Linked DNA regions of Homo sapiens: region 2 is linked to region 1. A link is an interaction called in ENCODE POLR2A ChIA-PET data of the cell type or tissue named here. Cell type or tissue: PC-3. All regions are shown on one strand. Each heading gives the region's core, and the rest is flanking DNA. Links, peaks and the distances in the headings are about the cores only.

Evidence for each region. ChIA-PET counts read pairs that join two places held together with the same protein. Peaks named below come from ENCODE experiments on the same cell type or tissue, not always from the same donor. Only the 100,000 strongest peaks of a DNase experiment are listed, where the experiment ranks them.
Region 2: POLR2A ChIA-PET joins it to region 1 with 12 read pairs; 6 of 35 experiments call an interaction of 5 or more read pairs at or near these places.

The regions. Positions count from the first base shown.
Region 1 is chr1:24,766,855-24,775,196 of GRCh38, forward strand. The region is part of intron 1 of CLIC4 (chloride intracellular channel 4); the gene reads left to right. Among named protein-coding and RNA genes, the nearest start is that of CLIC4, 26 kb to the left of the region's middle. In PC-3, for the core only: no CTCF peak of the experiment used is centred there; a DNase peak (open chromatin) is centred at 3,547; H3K27ac peaks cover 676 bases.
Region 2 is chr1:24,658,991-24,667,332 of GRCh38, forward strand. It overlaps SRRM1 (serine and arginine repetitive matrix 1), which reads left to right. Exons shown (of 17, transcript NM_005839.4): 10 at 1,729-1,809; 11 at 2,320-2,406; 12 at 3,670-3,814; 13 at 7,825-7,935. It overlaps LOC124904829 (small nucleolar RNA U13), which reads right to left and starts at 8,097; the gene lies at 7,993-8,097. In PC-3, for the core only: no CTCF peak of the experiment used is centred there; no DNase peak of the experiment used is centred there.

The sequences.
Region 1 (8,342 bases), core at 221-8,220:
TTTGAATTAATATTTCAAGTAGGCAATTGAGTCATCATAATGGAAGACTGGATCTTTAGTATTATGCTGTTAGAGTATGCAGTGTCCAGTCTTTTGGCTTCCCTGGGCCACACTGGAAGAAGAATTACCTTGGGCCACACAAAAAATACACTAACAATAGCTGATGAGCTAAAAAAAAAAAAAAAAAAAAAAAAGAAAAAGAAAAGAAAAACCAAAAAAACCTTATAATGTTTTAAGAAAGTTTATGGATTTGTGTTGGGCTTCATTCAAAGTGGTCCTGGGCCACATGTGGCCCACGGACCTCAGGTTGGACAAGCTTGATGTAGTGGCTAAGAGTGTGGACTCCCGAGCCATGTGGCCTGTGTTTGAATCCTAGTTCTACCCTTCACTAGTTGCCTTGGTGTCCCCACTGGGGTAATCTTGGGCTTTTGTAAAGATTATAAGAGTTAATATAAGAAAAGCCCTTAGAGTCTAACTCATAGTAAGCCTTGTTTGCTTACTATTTTGCCTTTAGGAATGCAGAATTAAGACCATGTTGGCTTGGCCTATGGTTAGTTTATTATATTCAATATACCATATGTGGTTTCAACCTTCAGGATTAGAAGCATCTGCCAGACTGCCACTACCACCAGGTGGGAACTTTTCATTCTTTATCAAAAGAGCAGGGTTAGTACAAAAAAAGTTCAAGGTTAAGCTTGAGTTTGCTCTTGAATTAACTTCAGTGAACCCTGATCCTGTTGACACTTACTAGGTAACTAAAGGACAGTCAGATTGGACTCTGCCATCTTAGTCCATCGGCCTCAGCAGCTCTTGCTGGACTTGTAGCTAAAGCTTGAGAGTCCATTAGTAGTGAGAATGTTTTTCTTTTTTTCCTCTCTCTCTTTTTTGTTAATGTGAAAGTGCAAAAGTAAAGAGGAATAATCTATGACATAGGATCTTATTGGTTCTGTACAAATACTCTTAATTAAAAATTTTTAATTAAAATTATATATATATATATTTTTTTTGGCATGGAGTTCCGCTCTGTCGCCCAGGCTGGAGTGCAGTGGCATGATCTCGGCTAACTACAACCTCTGCCTCCCAGGTTCAAGCAGTTCTGCCTCAGCCTCCCGGGTAGCTGGGATTACAGGCGCTTGCCACCACGCTTGGCTAATTTTTGTATTTTTAGTAGAGACGGGATTTCTCCATGTTGGTCAGGCTGATCTCGGACTCCTGACATGAGGTGATCCGCCCTCCTTGGCCTCCCAAAGTGTTGGGATTACAGGTATGAGCCACCACGCCCAGCCAAAATTTTCATTTTTTTAAGATATGGGGATCTTGCCATGTTGCCCAGGCTGGTCCCAAATTCCTGAACTCAAGTAATCCCCTTGTGGTGGCGTCCCAAAGTGCTGGGTAAAAGTACTTTTGAATTATGGATTTTGGCTTCCTGTGCTACCAAATTTCACTATTTCTTGATTTTTGTGGTATTCACCTTTACAACTGAACAGGTCATATATTAACTAGCCTTTATCTAATGCTTTCTTTAAAGGAAATGTAGACGTGCTTATATTTTTAACACATCTACATTTCTCTTAAAGAGAAGAGATTAAGCTCTTTTTATTTAATTTGTCTGGAAGAAGTTGAGATAGTGTAGATCTACAGGTTTTATATTTAGTAATTTTTAAGGAGTAAAAATGAAGTCTTCTAATTTTTCTAGACTCTATCTAAGATTATTGTTTTTAGACTTTTTCATCTTATACCACAATGAGATGATAAAGCTTAAAACATTAACATGTCGGCCGGGTGCGGTGGCTCACGCCTGTAATCCCTGTACTTTGGGAGGCTGAGGCGGTCAGTCAGGAGTTCGAGACCAGCCTGGCCAAGATGGTGAAACCCCATCTCTACTCATAATACAAAAATTAGGAGGCATGGTGGCATGTGCCTGTAGTCCCAGCTACTCGGGAGGCTAAGGCAGAAGAATCACTTGAACCCAGGAGGTGGAGGTTGCAGTGAGCCGAGATTGTGCCACTGCACTCCAGCCTGGGCGACAGAGTGAGACTCTGCCTCACCAAAAAAAAAAAAAAAAAGAAAAAGAAAGAAAACTTTAGCATGTCTGTAATTGGTAGATATAATCTCTATCATTTATTTAATGATAATTAAAAATAGCGGGGCATGGTGGCACATGCCTGTGGTCTCAGCTACTAGTGGGGCTGAAGCAGGAGATTGAGGCTGTAGTGAGCCACTCTGATTGCACCACTCCACTCCAGCCTGGGTGGCAGAGTGAGACTCTGTCTCAAAACAAAAGAAAACAAACAAAAAAACATAATGTAAGAATCATGAAGTGACTTTAAAATCTTTATTTTATAATAATGTTATAAGTTTTCTGAAGCTACTTAATTTATCACTATACAGAATAAACAGATATATAAAAAATGATCAGTAAGTTTTTGTTTCCCTACTAAAGCCAGAATAATGGTCATGAGGTAATAGATAGCATTGGGTGCTTACTATGGGCCAGGCACAGTGTGCCAGCCGTTTGCATGTGTTAGCTAATTTAATCCTCATATAAACTTTGAAATAGGTGCTATCAATACTGTTTAACACATGAGAATTAGAGAGATCATTGTTTGGGTATGGTTGCAGGGCCAGTAAGTAGCAGTACTGTGATTTGTACTAACGTCTTTGGGATTTCAGAACCTGAATCAATAACTTTGTTTATGTTATTTTTCTCTATTTATTTGAAACTTGAATGCTTTCCTAACAGAATTTCTTATGTTCTGTTTTCAGTCACCCTGAAAAAAAAATTCTGAGAATATTTAAGGATATTTCTAAAACATACTAACAACTAGTGAGCCTAGATGGTTCATTAGATGACTTTGGTTGCTTTCAGTTCTCTTGGTAAAATTTGAAAGGCAACTAAAATTTCCATTACCTCACCTCGTTGCATTTTGGGGGCCTGGTTAATTAGTATTTTATAAAGCACTTTAGAGGGTTTATTTATAAACTTGTTAAGGAACCTGACTTGAATGTCTTTTTTTTTTTTAAGGCAGAGTTTCACTGTTGCCCAGGATGGAGTGCAGTGGTGTCATCACAGGTCACTGCCACCTTGACCTCCTGGGCTCAAGTGATCCTCCTCCTTTAGCTCCCTGAGTAGCTGGGACTTGCAGTGCCACCATGCCCAGCTAATTTTTTTTAAATTAATTTTTTTGTGGAGATGAGGTCTCACTGTGTTGCCTAAGATGGTCTTGAACTCCTGGACTCAAGTTATCCTCCCACTTTGGCCTCCCATTACAGGCATGAGCCATTGTGCTTGGCCTCACATATTTTGATTTTAGGATTGTTTTCCAATTGAGAAATGTCTAAATGGTTCAAGTTTAACAAAAATCATATACTAATTTGTTAATTATTTTTCTGTGAGTTCTTTTCTTTCTGCCCTCTCCCTTTCTCCCTTCCTCCCCCTTCAGAGGTTGGTAGAAAAAAAAAAAAAAGGCAAGGAAGTTTCTTTTTGTGGAGAGAGGAAATGACTGTTGGTTCAAGACTTTATCCATATTAGGTATAAACTAAATATAGACGTGTAATCCAGGAGTGAAGTCACATCTATAAAGTTTCTTAAGCAAAGCTAATGAGATCAGCCAGTGCTTTTGGATCTGTTTTTTCCCCCCTTGCTTTTGGCTCACTTACCAAACTGATTAGTCTTATAGTCTGCCTGCCTTTGCTTCTTTAAAAAAAGAATAAAAAAATTATAAGGAATCTTTCTGTAAAACAAGCACACAAATTTTTAAAAAGTTGCTTTGTATATGAAGCATAGTCACTTATGCCTCCCTTTGAGGGGAGGTTATAAATAAATTAGCTTCTTTAATTTCTTGACCTTGTCATTTTCCTCACACCAATTCTTCTTCTTTTTTTTTTGTTTTTTGAGTTGGTTTTATCCTTGAGTCTTTGTCACATATTTTTACTGTGAGGCTGGACTCATCTTTGTAAGTTGTAAGAAACGTGTTTTACTTAGTATTTTCTTGGTTTATTCCATTTTTAACCATTAAAGCAGATCTCAGTATGGCTAAATGGTAATAGGATTTCTTCTGATTGGCTGGTTAGAGAGATTGTAATAGAACGGAATGATGGAATAAATCTGCTTCTGGTCACAGCACATGTCCTTCTCAAATAAGGACTTTGAAAAGTCCCCCAAAGCATTCTTACAATAATTATTTCCAACTCTTGTGTTCCTTCTTAGAGCCCTTTGCAAGCATTCCTAAACACTCAAGCCCTTACGAACGTGCTATGCTTCTGAAGAGAAGAACTATATACACACATCTGTGGCGCATCTTACTATAAATACTTTGGAATACAACTAATTGTGTAAAAAGTTTAGCTTAACATATTTCGGGGTTTTAGGGATCAGTTCATGAAACTAAATGTTCTCCAAGCCTAAGTTGGAATCTGTTCTGAATCCTTCTCTGACCATGTTGTTCCCTTAGCAGAACTACTCTTTCCTACTGTTTGGGGCAGTTTGTGCATTTTTATATTCTGCCACTCATCTGAATCACCTTTAATTACATTTTTGTTCCAGGCTAGAATGTAAATTCCAGGAGATCAAGGATAAGGGATTATTTTCTTTTTTCTTCTTTTTATATTTTAAATTTAAAAAATTATTATGTTCTTCTAAAGACTAAGGGACTATTTTCTTCATCTTTTATATCTACCCCCTACCACAAACCTTTATATATAGGAGATAATTCATTAATTCAGTAAGCATTTATTAGTGTTTTTTGGCAAATTGGTGTGCATAGTATAGGAATATAAGCATGTAAGAGAGAATATATTAAATATTTTCTGTTATTGTGTTCTATATTACCTCATAGTAAAATACCAGAGTTAAAAGTAGTATTCAGTTATTGAACTTGAGACATGTAATTGGGGTTTTGTAACTAGCTACTCACTATATAGCTATTGGTCTAAACCTAACAGATTGGTTTAGAGAACTAGAATATTATGTAACTGGAAGGCCAGGTTCAAGTCCTATGTGTATCCTAATTGATCTGCTACCTCATCTGTCAAGTGGGTGTATTTCTTGGAGGTGATGTTCAGTCCAGTTTGTATTATTTTATATGCCAAGGTAGCCTTAGGCTTGGCTTAAGCTTAGGCTTAGGCAGAAAGTTGAGCCCTGAGATTCCAACGTCAGATCCAGAGAATTAAATTCTCATAATTAGAAGCAATCTATTAGATAACAAAAATAGAGCCAATACAAATTCTTCATGATAATGGAGGCAGTTTGCCAAAGAAAGAAAAAATATTTCAGGAGTGAATTCTTTGACCCGAAAGAATATATTTTATTTCCCAGGTGAGCTCCTGAAAGAAAGTTTAAGGAAAGATTTTGTTTGTTGTATCTAAAATAAAGCAGACACAGAACCATTCTTCTTCTTCTTTTTTTTTTAAAGCCAGTCAAATTTATAGAATTTTCCTTCATCATATTTGAGTAACCTGTGCATTGAAATCCGAAGTAAAATATTTCAGTAAGAAACATCCTGCTATGTTATACTCTTCAGATATTTGAAGTTTTAGGCCAGCAAAGAAGATAGACAAGAATTCTGAATATTAACTTTCACAGCTGAAATACAGTGTTGAATATATAATTTTTGCGGAAACTAATTTTGTAATGTATATATATAGAGAGAGACGGAGTCTTGCTCTCTCGCCCAGGCTAGAGTGCAGTGGCACGATCTCAGCTCACTGCAGTCTCCGCCTCCCAGATTCAAGCGATTCTCCTGCCTCAGCCTCCTGAGTAGCTGGAATTACAGGTGCCCGCCACCGTGTCCAGCTAATTTTTGTATTATTAGTAGAGACGGGGTTTCACCATCTTGGCCAGGCTGGTCTTGAACCCCTGACCTCATGATCCACCCACCTTGGCCTCCCAAAGTGCTGGGATTACAGGTGTGAGCCACAGCGCCCGGCTGATTTTGTAATATATTTTAATGAACATTTAAAAATACATAATCCAAAATTAAAACAAATGAGGAAGATTCATTAATTTATTCATGTTTGTTGAGAGCTAATATTTTATACTATTAATAAAATATTGTATAGCATTTTCATGATTGCAGTTTTTCATTGTTTATGGTCATCTTCATTAATCCATTGTTCTTAGTCATTTAGAGGTCTGAAATTTGGCTTTAAGCAATATTGTGATATATATCCTTACAGCCAATTTTCTGTGCATGTCAAGCAATTGTGTTTTAAAAGTCCCCCACATATCTCATTTACCCTCTGAATTCTTTATTTTCCTTTTGTTTACTTAAACTGTAATCTCTCTTTTTTCACACTTCACCTGGAATGTAATCTCTTAAAAAGAAAAAACTTTCTGCAGAATTTAGGTTTTTTACAAAGGGAAAATTGGATTTTTGACTCTACTACTGAACTCTTGGTGGAGTGTCTAGTTAAAATTGGTCTGAGAACTTGATGAACAGAAATAGCTGCCTTAAGCATAGATGGGGAAGAATAATATTAATTTCTTGAACATTTCATTGTTTTCTTGTACTCTTGGGATTCTTTGTGAATCTAGTTTATACTACAGTATAATGTGTATACCCTTAAGGAAAGTGGGTTGCTGCATTTTGACTTGCAGAAGCATTTCACCTATGTCCCAACATAGTTGTCTTTAGTTGATAAACAAGGGAAGACCCTGGCAGTTAGTGAATTTATCTTTGGTTAGCAGATATTTTTTAAAAATGAGGGCTAGACAATGAAAAAGTTTGAGATGCACCTTTTTTTTTTTTTTTTTTTTTTTTTGACAGGGCCTCACTTTGTCATCCAGGCTAGAGTGCAGTGGTAAGATCATAGCTCACTACATCCTTGACCTCCTGGGCTCAAGTGATCCTCCTGCTTAAGCCTTCTGAGTAGCTAGGACTAAAGGTGTGTACTACCATATCTGGCTAATTTTCTTATTTTTCATAGAGATGGGGGTCTCACTGTGTTGTCCAGGCTGGTCTCAAAACTCCCAGCTTCAAGTGATCCTCCCACCTTGGCTTCCCAGAGTGTTGGGATTACAGGTGTGAGCCATTGCACCCAGCCAGAGATGCACTTTTTTTTGATGTAACCAAAGTGAGAATAATTATAAAGGAGCATGTTTCTTTTTTATTTTAATTTTAATTTTTTTTGTTGTATAAATGGAGTCTCCCTCTGTGGCCCTGGCTGGAGTGCAGTGGTGCGATCTTGGCTCACTGCAACCTCTGCCTCTTGGAGTCAAACAGTTCTCCTGCCTCAGCCTCCCGAGTAGCTGGGACTACAGGTGCACACTGCGACACCTGGCTAATTTCTTTTGTATTTTTAGTAGAGACGGGGTTTCACCGTGTTGCCCAGGCTGGTCTTAAACTCCTGAGCTCAGGCAGTCCGCCTGCCTTGGCCTCCCAAAGTGTTGGGATTACAGGCGTGAGCCACCACGCCCAGCTAAGTAACTTCTTTTTTAAATAAAATAATCATGGATTAATATAATAAAAACAAATTAGTGTTCTGTGTTTCTGAAATTAAGTCATTTAGTGCCAAACTTTCACATTCTAAATAGTTGTATCTGAAAATGTCTTGACTTCTCTTCCATTCTTTAAAGATGGTTTTGTTGGAAATAGAATTTTGAGTTGATTTTTATTGTTGTTATTGTTATTCTTTCAGCAATTTAAAAAATGTTCTTGACTGGGCGTGGTGGCTCATGCCTGTAATCTCAGCACTTTGGGAGGCTGAAGTGGAAGATCTCTTGAGCCCAGGAGTTCGAGACCATCTTGGGCAACCTAGTGAGACCCTGTCTCTACAAAAAATTGAAAAAATAGCTGGACATGGTGGCAGGTGCCTGGTCCCAGCTACTTGCGAGGCTGAGGTGGGAGGATGGCTTGATCCCTGGAGATCGAGGCTGCAGTGAGAGCTGCGCTTCAGCTTAGGCGACAGAGCGGGACCTTGTCTGAAAAAAAAAGGACCGAGGGCAGTGGCTCATGCCTATAATCACAGCACTTTGAGAGGCCAAGGTGGGTGGATCACCTGAGGTCAGGAATTCAAGACCAGCCTGGCCAACATGGTGAAAACCTGACTCTACTGAAAATACAAAAATTAGCTGGATGTGGTGGCGCATGCCTGTAATCCCAGCTACTGGGGCAGCTGAGGCGGGAGAATCGCTTGAACCCAGGACGCACAGGTTGCAGTGAGCCGAGATCACACCACTGTATTCCAGCCTGGGTGACAGAGTGAGACTCCATCTGAAAAAAAAAAAAAAGAAAGTGATTCCATGTTTTCTGGCCTCCATTACTCCAAATGATAATTCAACAGTCATTCAAATTATTATTTCCTTGTATGCAATGTGTTGTTTTTTTCTAGCTACCGTGAAG
Region 2 (8,342 bases), core at 144-8,143, 110 kb before region 1:
CAAGACCCGCGTGACCAACATGGAGAAACCCTGTCTCTACTAAAAATACAAAATTAGCCGGGCGTGGTTGGCGCATGCCTGTAATCCCAGCTACTCAGGTGGCTGAGGCAGGAGAATCCCTTGAACCCGGGAGGCGGAGGTTGCAGTGAGCCGAGATCATGCCATTGCACTCCAGCCTAGGCAACAAGAGCGAAACTCTGTCTCAAAAAAAAAAAAAGAGAGAGAAAGGGAAAAGTCTGTTCATTGAAAAGGCATACTGGTAAATTCTTCATTTTGACTTCTTTAGCAAAGATGCGATTACTGTGTTAGATCACTGGTTCTCTAATTACTGCCCCTTGGAATAAACCATTACAGAATTCTGAATGTGAGTGTCTGTTAAATGAGATGTATCTGTATTCTGAGTCAAACATTCCATGGCAATTGCTTTAATCACACAAAACAGGTATCAGGATCCTGAGAGGATCAAATTGTCTGTAGGTTTATTTCTTATTGGGATGTTCTCAAGTGGTGTTTTAGGTTAATTTATGGTATATATATGTTTATATGTGAATATACTTATGATTTTAGTTGTAGCAATGGATAGATACTATAAGCAGAGTTAGTTGTTGAGATTAAAACCCATGGCCTAAAAATAGATTCTTGGATTCACATCTTAGCTCACTTAAATTGTCTTTGTGACTGAGGTGAAGTTGCTTCTTTTTAAGCCTCAGGTTTCCTCTCTTGTGAAATGGAACAGGGAGAAAGGGATGTGATACTACTGTGTTAATAGTGTGTCTAATACAGCAGGCTTACAAAAGGTAGTTACCATATTTCTATGTTATTGGTAAAAGACAATTGGATAATTCATAGGATACCCACTGCTCTCCTACTACTTGAGGTATAGAAATGCCTTTTTTTCTTTCTAGCTCTTTGGAAAGAATCCTCGTCTTTGTATTTAATCATTTTTACTATTTGTGGCGGTCTGCTTTTTTTCATGGGTAGTTTAAATCCCCTGTGCTATTGTGAAGATTATGCTCTACATAAAGAACCTTTAACCTGTTGGGCAGTCATTCTTCTTTTCTAGACCAAATATCTTTGTGAAAGTTTCATGAGATCTTATTTCTTAATCATTTATCATCTTTTACTTTTCTGAACCCACCTATTGTGGTTGCTTAAAAGCTTTCATGTTGATGAAGTCTCTGAAGTTGAGTGTGAGGGAGTGAGTGTGGGTGTGGAGGGTGTGTATTTTAGATTGTGGAGCTCGTGTAGCACACAGAGGTTTACTTTACTGAGCTTGTTCTACTCAGTAGCAGCTCCCAATTTCCTTTAACTGTTGGTTTTCTTGGGAGAATCTCAAGATTTGAAAATCATTGTAGAACTTTTTGAGGCTTTTCATTAAACATTTAAAAATTCTTGTCTCACTTCAGATAATGTTCAGATATGACAACAAGGTCTTACAGGAATTTTTTAAGTCTTCATAAATTCTTTTTGAGAGTAGTCACACCCATTTTTGTAATAGCAGGAAGGCATCTTGGCTGGGCACAGTGGCTTGTGCCTGTAATCCCAACACTTTGGGAGGCTCAGGCAGGAGGATTGCTTGAGGTCAGGAGTTCAAGACTAGCCTGACTAATATAGTGAGACCCCATCTTTATTTAAAAATAATAATAAATTTTTAAAAATTAAAAGAAAAGCATCTTGTATAGACCTTTTTTTGTACGTAAGCTTTTTTCCACTCTTATTCTTTTTTAGTGACAAAACATAAAGGTACTGAGAAAAGAGAATCCCCTTCACCAGCACCGAAGCCTAGAAAAGTAGAGTTATCTGAATCGGGTAAGTTTGTTGTTTTTTTTTGTGATTTTGGTTTGTTTGTTTTTGTTTTTCTTAAAGCTGATTTTGATTTTTTGCACATTTGGTCATCCCCTTCTGCTTGAAGATTAAGTATAGGGTAAGAGCTAAGACTCTGAAGGCAGACAGACTTGGGTGGAATCCCCCATTCCAGAATTTAACTGTTTCTGTTTTAATTAACTTATCTGAGCCTTTCTTCTTTCATCTCCGAAATAGGGACAGTAGAGGTTTTTGACAGTTAACTGTATCTGCTTGTAAAATGCTTGGCACCAGCCTGACCTGTAGTAAATGCCTAAATAAATTTTATTATATTTGGTGAAGATAGTCTAAATCAGCCTGTGAATTGGCATTTTAAACTCTTTTTAAAAAAAATATATAGTAGTTGTATTTTTGATCCAACCAAATGAAGGTTTGAGAGACTATTTTCCTATTCAAATTGCAAATTTTCTATATGCTTAACTAAAGAAACACTTTCTAAATGCATCCATCTTTCAGAAGAAGATAAAGGTGGCAAAATGGCTGCAGCAGATTCTGTGCAGCAGAGACGCCAATACAGACGACAAAACCAGCAGTCTTCATCTGGTATGGATGGTGATGAAAGTTTTTTTTCTACCTGTATTTCCTATTAAAAAATACTTGGTATATAAACATCTGTGTGTGCAGCATGAGTACTTACTTGCCTACATAGAAATCTGTCTGAGGAGGCAGGATTGTTTCTTTTTTTGGTTTTAAGTCCTTTTGCAAAATTTAATTTTCTGTTACATTGTTATAAAAGTAATAGGTCCCTAGGATACAATAGTGAAACAGAAAACAGAAGTATAAAATTGGAAACGTATCATTCTTTTTCCAACCTCCTAAAGCTTTTATTCAGAAATTTTCTGTGCATATAGAAAAAGGAAAAGAAAAAACCCCACAGAAGCTCAACTGTAGATATGTTGCCTCACTTTTTAACTTAACAGTATATTTAGAACATCTTTCCCTATTAAAAATCTAGACTGGGCGCAGTGGCTCACACCTGTAGTCCCAGCACTTTGGGAGGCCGAGGTGAGCAGGCCGAGATCAGGAGTTCAAGACCATCCTGGCCAATAGGGCGAAACCCCATCTCTACGAAAAATACAAAAATTAACCGGGCATAGTGGCGCACACCTGTAATCCCAGTTACTTGGGAGGCCCAGGCAGGAGAATCCCTTGAACCCAGGAGGCAGAGGTTGCAGTGAGTGAGCTGAGATCGCGCCACTGCACTCCAGCCTGGGAGCCTGGGCAACAGAGCAAGGCTTTGTTTCCACAAAAAAAATAATAATAATCTACCCTATTATTTTACTATTTGCATTTTTTATTGTAAGAATATACCAGGCTGGGTATGGTGGCTTAACCTGTAACCCCAACACTTTGGGAGGCTGAGGTAGATGGATCACTTGAGGTCAGGAGTTCGAGACCAGCCTGGCCAACATGGCAAAACCTTGTCTCAACTAAAAATACAAAGATTAGTTAGGCATGATGGTGCAGACCTGTAATCCCAGCTACTCAGGAGGCACAAGCGGTCTTTCTGCCTTGGCCTCCCAAATGCTGGGGTTAAAGGGGTGAGCCACCGTGCCCAGCTCAAACTTCTTAGAGTATGCCATCTTGATTGGATTACACTGTGGAAATTATTTCTATGTCTTATTTAAATAATATGCTTGGCTTTGAAATCATTGATCATATATTGATAATGATTCTGTTCAGAACTGATGGCCTGTATACATGCTTGCTTACCCTAGTGAACACTCCATCCACCTAGATTTCAGAAAACTTGGACAGATTCAAGCACAAACCTAATGTAATATTTTTTTAATTTTGTAATTATAGACTCTGGCTCCTCCTCCTCCTCAGAAGATGAACGACCCAAGAGATCCCATGTGAAGAATGGTGAGGTTGGCAGGCGGCGGAGACATTCCCCTTCCCGGAGTGCTTCTCCATCACCACGAAAGCGCCAAAAAGAGACTTCCCCTCGGTAACATCTTTGCTTCAGTGATGTTCACTGATGTTCTGTAATTGTGATGAAATTTGATAACTTGGGATTATTTGAGAATTTGGTTAACTCCTTCAAGTATTTGGATGTGGTTGGATTTTTGTTTGCTTTTTAGGGTTTCTGTTTTGTTTTGTTTTTGCTTTATTGGTGGTTATTAATAATTAATTTAGAATTGGTAAATTTTAAACCACCATGTCATATATGTGTGCATGATTAGAAAAATAAACCAAACTATTATAGCAGTAACTCCTGAACATCTTTGAATATTTAAAAATGTCTCCATTAATGGTACTTAATCCACCCAAGTAAATAATTTAGTGAATGGAATTCTTGACATTTGTTTTTCTCCACTGCTCTCAGGATGCAGATGGGAAAGCGATGGCAATCGCCAGTGACTAAAAGGTTGGTTAGACACTACTTTGTAAATTAGGGTTACATGTCAAAAATTGTAGTGACTTAATTTCCTATTTAGGTGACCTCATCTCATTCTTAAATATATGGTGGCTGTGGCTGTGAATGTGCAGATCCTAAGTTGTTTTGGTTTGAGTATTTTTTTTAACACATTAGATTAATGATAGGGAGAATTATACATGAGCTATTTGGTTTAGACCCTTATTTGAACTTAGATTTTTAATATCTGGTTGTGCTCTTTTGTGATAATTTGCATCAACTTACATCAAGCAGCACGCAGATTTTTAACAGTATCTGGATACTTTTCCAGAGATAGGATTATTGCTCCTTAGATTTGGGGGGAGGGACTTTGTATTTGTGGTGACATTAGGGAGGGCAAGGAAAAACTAGGGAGAAACTTTAGAAATATTAAAAGTGAGAGGATCACGAGGTCAGGAGATCAAGACCATCCTGGCCAACATGGTGAAACCCCATTTCTACTAAAAATACAAAAATTAGCTGGGAGTGTTGGCGCGTGCCTGTAATCCCAGCTACTCGGAAGGCTGAGGCAGGAGAATCGCTTGAACCCAGGAGGCGGAGGTTGCAATGAGCTGAGATCACGCCACTGTACTCCAGCCTGGCAACAGAGCTAAATTCCCTCTCAAAAATAATAATAATAATAATAATAATAATAATAATAATAAATAAAAGCGAATGGAAGGCTTTGGCCCTGTTCAGTCTTTCCAGTACTAGAAAGGTGGGTTGCATAGCTCTCTTTTTTTTTTTTTTTTTTTTTTTGTTGAGATGGAGTCTGGCTCTATCACCCAGGCTGGGGTGCATTGGTGCGACCTCGGCTCACTGCAACTTCTGCTTTGTAGGTTCAAACGATTCTCCTGCCTCAGCCTCCTGAGTAGCTGGGACTACAGGCACATGCCACCATGCCCAGCTAATTTTTGTATTTTTAGTAGAGAAGGGATTTCGCCATGTTGGCCAGGATGGTCTCAAACTCCTAAAGTCAGGTGATCCACCCGCCTCGGCCTCCCAAAGTGTTGGGATTACAGGCATGAGCCACTGGGCCCGACCTGCATATCTTTATTGAAACTTTTGATTATTAGTGTCACTGTGACCATAAAACTGTAAAATTTTAGAGCCAAATCCCTAATTCAGGCCTTACTCTCATAAGTGAGAAGATAGCGGCCCTGATGGGGTAGTTTCTTAGGGCCGCAAAGTGACAAAGTTGGATCTTAGACCTATACATTTGGCATTACACTAGTCTGTCTTAACCAGCTTTCTGCTTTTGGGGCCTTAGCTGCCACTGAATTTTGAAGTATTTATCCTTGCTGAAGCTATCCCACTGTCCTTTTTGTAGCTCAGTTTTTGAAGCTGTGTTGTTTTAGGTAATCTCATCAATAAGAGTGTTTTCTTGGAAAGGAACCAGTGAGCAGTGTTTGTGATGGAGCAAAGCACGGGGTATTTACACTGTGGAGGAAACTGCTCCATGATAATAAAAGATAAAAACCTAAAAAAGATTAGTTTGGCTGCTAAAGCATTCCTTTCCCAGCTATAATTATCTCTGGCTTTTGTGAAGTTGCTAGCACAGCAACTAAACAATTGCTTTACAGAGTTAGATTAGTGGTGCAATTTCTTCTCTTTCATCTCCCCTTCCCTCCCCACCCCCCCACCAAATTATGGCACTACTTTCTGTTCTGGAAAGAGATTCCTCACAGCAGTAAAATCAACACTAATGTTTATTGCTCTACTCCAGGATGTTTTTGTTTTGTTTCTCGTCATTTAAAAAGTATTTTAAGTTATATACCAGCAGCTTCAAGTTTAATGCCATTAGAAATTGCCATCAGGTTCCTAGGATTTAGAGATGGAGGAAGGATTATTTGGAATTATGCTTCAGTATCGTATTTTAGAAGGGGAGATAGAGGCCGGGTGCGGTGGCTCATGCCTGTAATCTCAGCACTTTGGGAGGCTGAGTTGGGTGGATCACCTGAGATCAGACGTTTGAGACCAGCCTGGCCAACACGACGGAACCCCATCTCTACTAAAAATACAAAAAAGTTAGCCGGGCGTGGTGGCGCATGCCTGTAGTCCCAGCTACTCGGGAGGCTCAGGCAGGAGAATCGTTTGAATCCGGGAGGTGGAGGTTGCAGTGAGCCGATATCGTGCCATTGCACTCCAGCCTGGGCAACAAGAGCAAAACTCCGTCTCAAAAAAAAAAAAAGAGGCTCACGCCTGTAATCCCAGCACTTTGGGAGGCCGAGGCGGGTGGTTCACGAGGTCAGGAGATAAAGACCATCCTGGCTAACACGGTGAAACCCCGTCTCTACTAAAAATACAAAAAATTAGCTGGGTGTGGTGGCGGGCACCTGTAGTCCCAGCTACTTGGGAGGCTGAGGCAGGAGAATGGTGTGAACCCAGGAGGCAGAGCTTGCAGTAAGCCCAGATCGTGCCAGTGCACTCCAGCCTGGGCAACAGAGCGAGACTCTGTCTCAAGAAAAGAAGGGGAGATAGAGCCTGGTTTTGAATATTTTATATGTATTTAGTGTGAGGTCTTAGTCCCCACAAAGCATAAGCAGATTTAAGTTGAAAAATTTAGTGGTGACTTTTAGGATTTTGTCTGTTCAGTTAACAGAGATTTCTTAGTTTCTAACGGGAACCAAGACAAAACATAATTCCAGATTCACAGGAAGCATGAGTCCTGTCCTGGGCAAAAAAAATTAAGAGCTTGGAGCAGAGACGTCCAGACTTGGGTCTTAAGCCACTTGTGACTATTGGCATTTTTGAATTTCTGTATTAGAGTCTCTAAAGCAGTTGATTCCTAATAAGGAATTAGAATCACCTGGAGAGCCTTTCCCAAAAACACCTGGCTGGACCTTAGCCCAGACCTGGTAGGCATAAATCTCACATAAGCTTCCTAGGTGGTTCTAATGTGCATCCCCAATAAAAAGCAGTGCTCTTATGTGCTGTTGCCGAACTTTTTCACTCTGTGTCATGTCAAGAATGTTTGGTATTGTGATCCAGAGTAAAAGAAAAATTTCACAAAACGGTACTTACCCTTGTCACAAGTAAAACACTCTGGTTTTATTAAGTTTTTTAATGCTGCCACCCAGGGTCTTGACTGATGATCTTGACCTGTAGTTTGAAAAACACTGTTCTGAAACTTAGTAACCATTGCTGCCCTTGGGGTTAATGATAATTGAAACCGTGTCTTCTGGGTCACTTAACTATAAATGCCACTGACTCAAAGTTAACTATATAGGCCAGGCGTGGTAACTCACACCTATAATCCCAGCACTTTGGGAGGCTGAGGCAGGCAGATCACCTGAGGTCAGGAGTTCAAGACCAGCTTGGCCAACATGGTGAAACTCCGTCTCTACAAAAATATTTTAAAAAATTAGCCAGGCATGATTATGGGTGCCTGTAATCCCAACTACTCAGGAGGCTGAGGGGGGAGAATTGCTTGAACCTGGGAGGCGGAGGTTGCAGTGAGCCAAGATCATGCCATTGCACTCCAGCCTGGGCGACAGAGTGAGACGCCATCACACACACACAAAAAAAAGAAAAAAAATTAACTATAATTCTTCTTGGTTTAGTGGTAGACGGAGGAGAAGTCCATCCCCACCACCCACCAGAAGGCGACGGTCTCCTTCTCCCGCCCCTCCTCCTCGACGGCGCAGGACTCCCACACCACCACCACGACGAAGGTACTTTGTCAAATATGCTAACTGGAGCATCTCCCCAACTCCCCCCGCCCCTGATAACATCAGATGAGTAATGGTGCTCACTTCCTAACAAGGTTGGAGAGAGGCACAGCTCATGTGTGCATGTGAAAACCCAATCATCATGCTTATGAACTACAAAAGGATCTCTGAATCTTTCTGATGATTATATCTTATTAGAGTAAGCAGACTAGCATTGTTCAGCCAGTCATAAAAGAACACGTATGATTCCATCTATATGAAAAGTCTAGAATACACAAATCTATAGAGATAGAAAACAGATTAGGGTGGGGTGGACATGGGGATGGTAATAGCTGCAGAACTATATGAATATACTAAAATCATTTAATTGTATACTTTAAATGGACCTTAAATGGGTAAATAGGTAGATT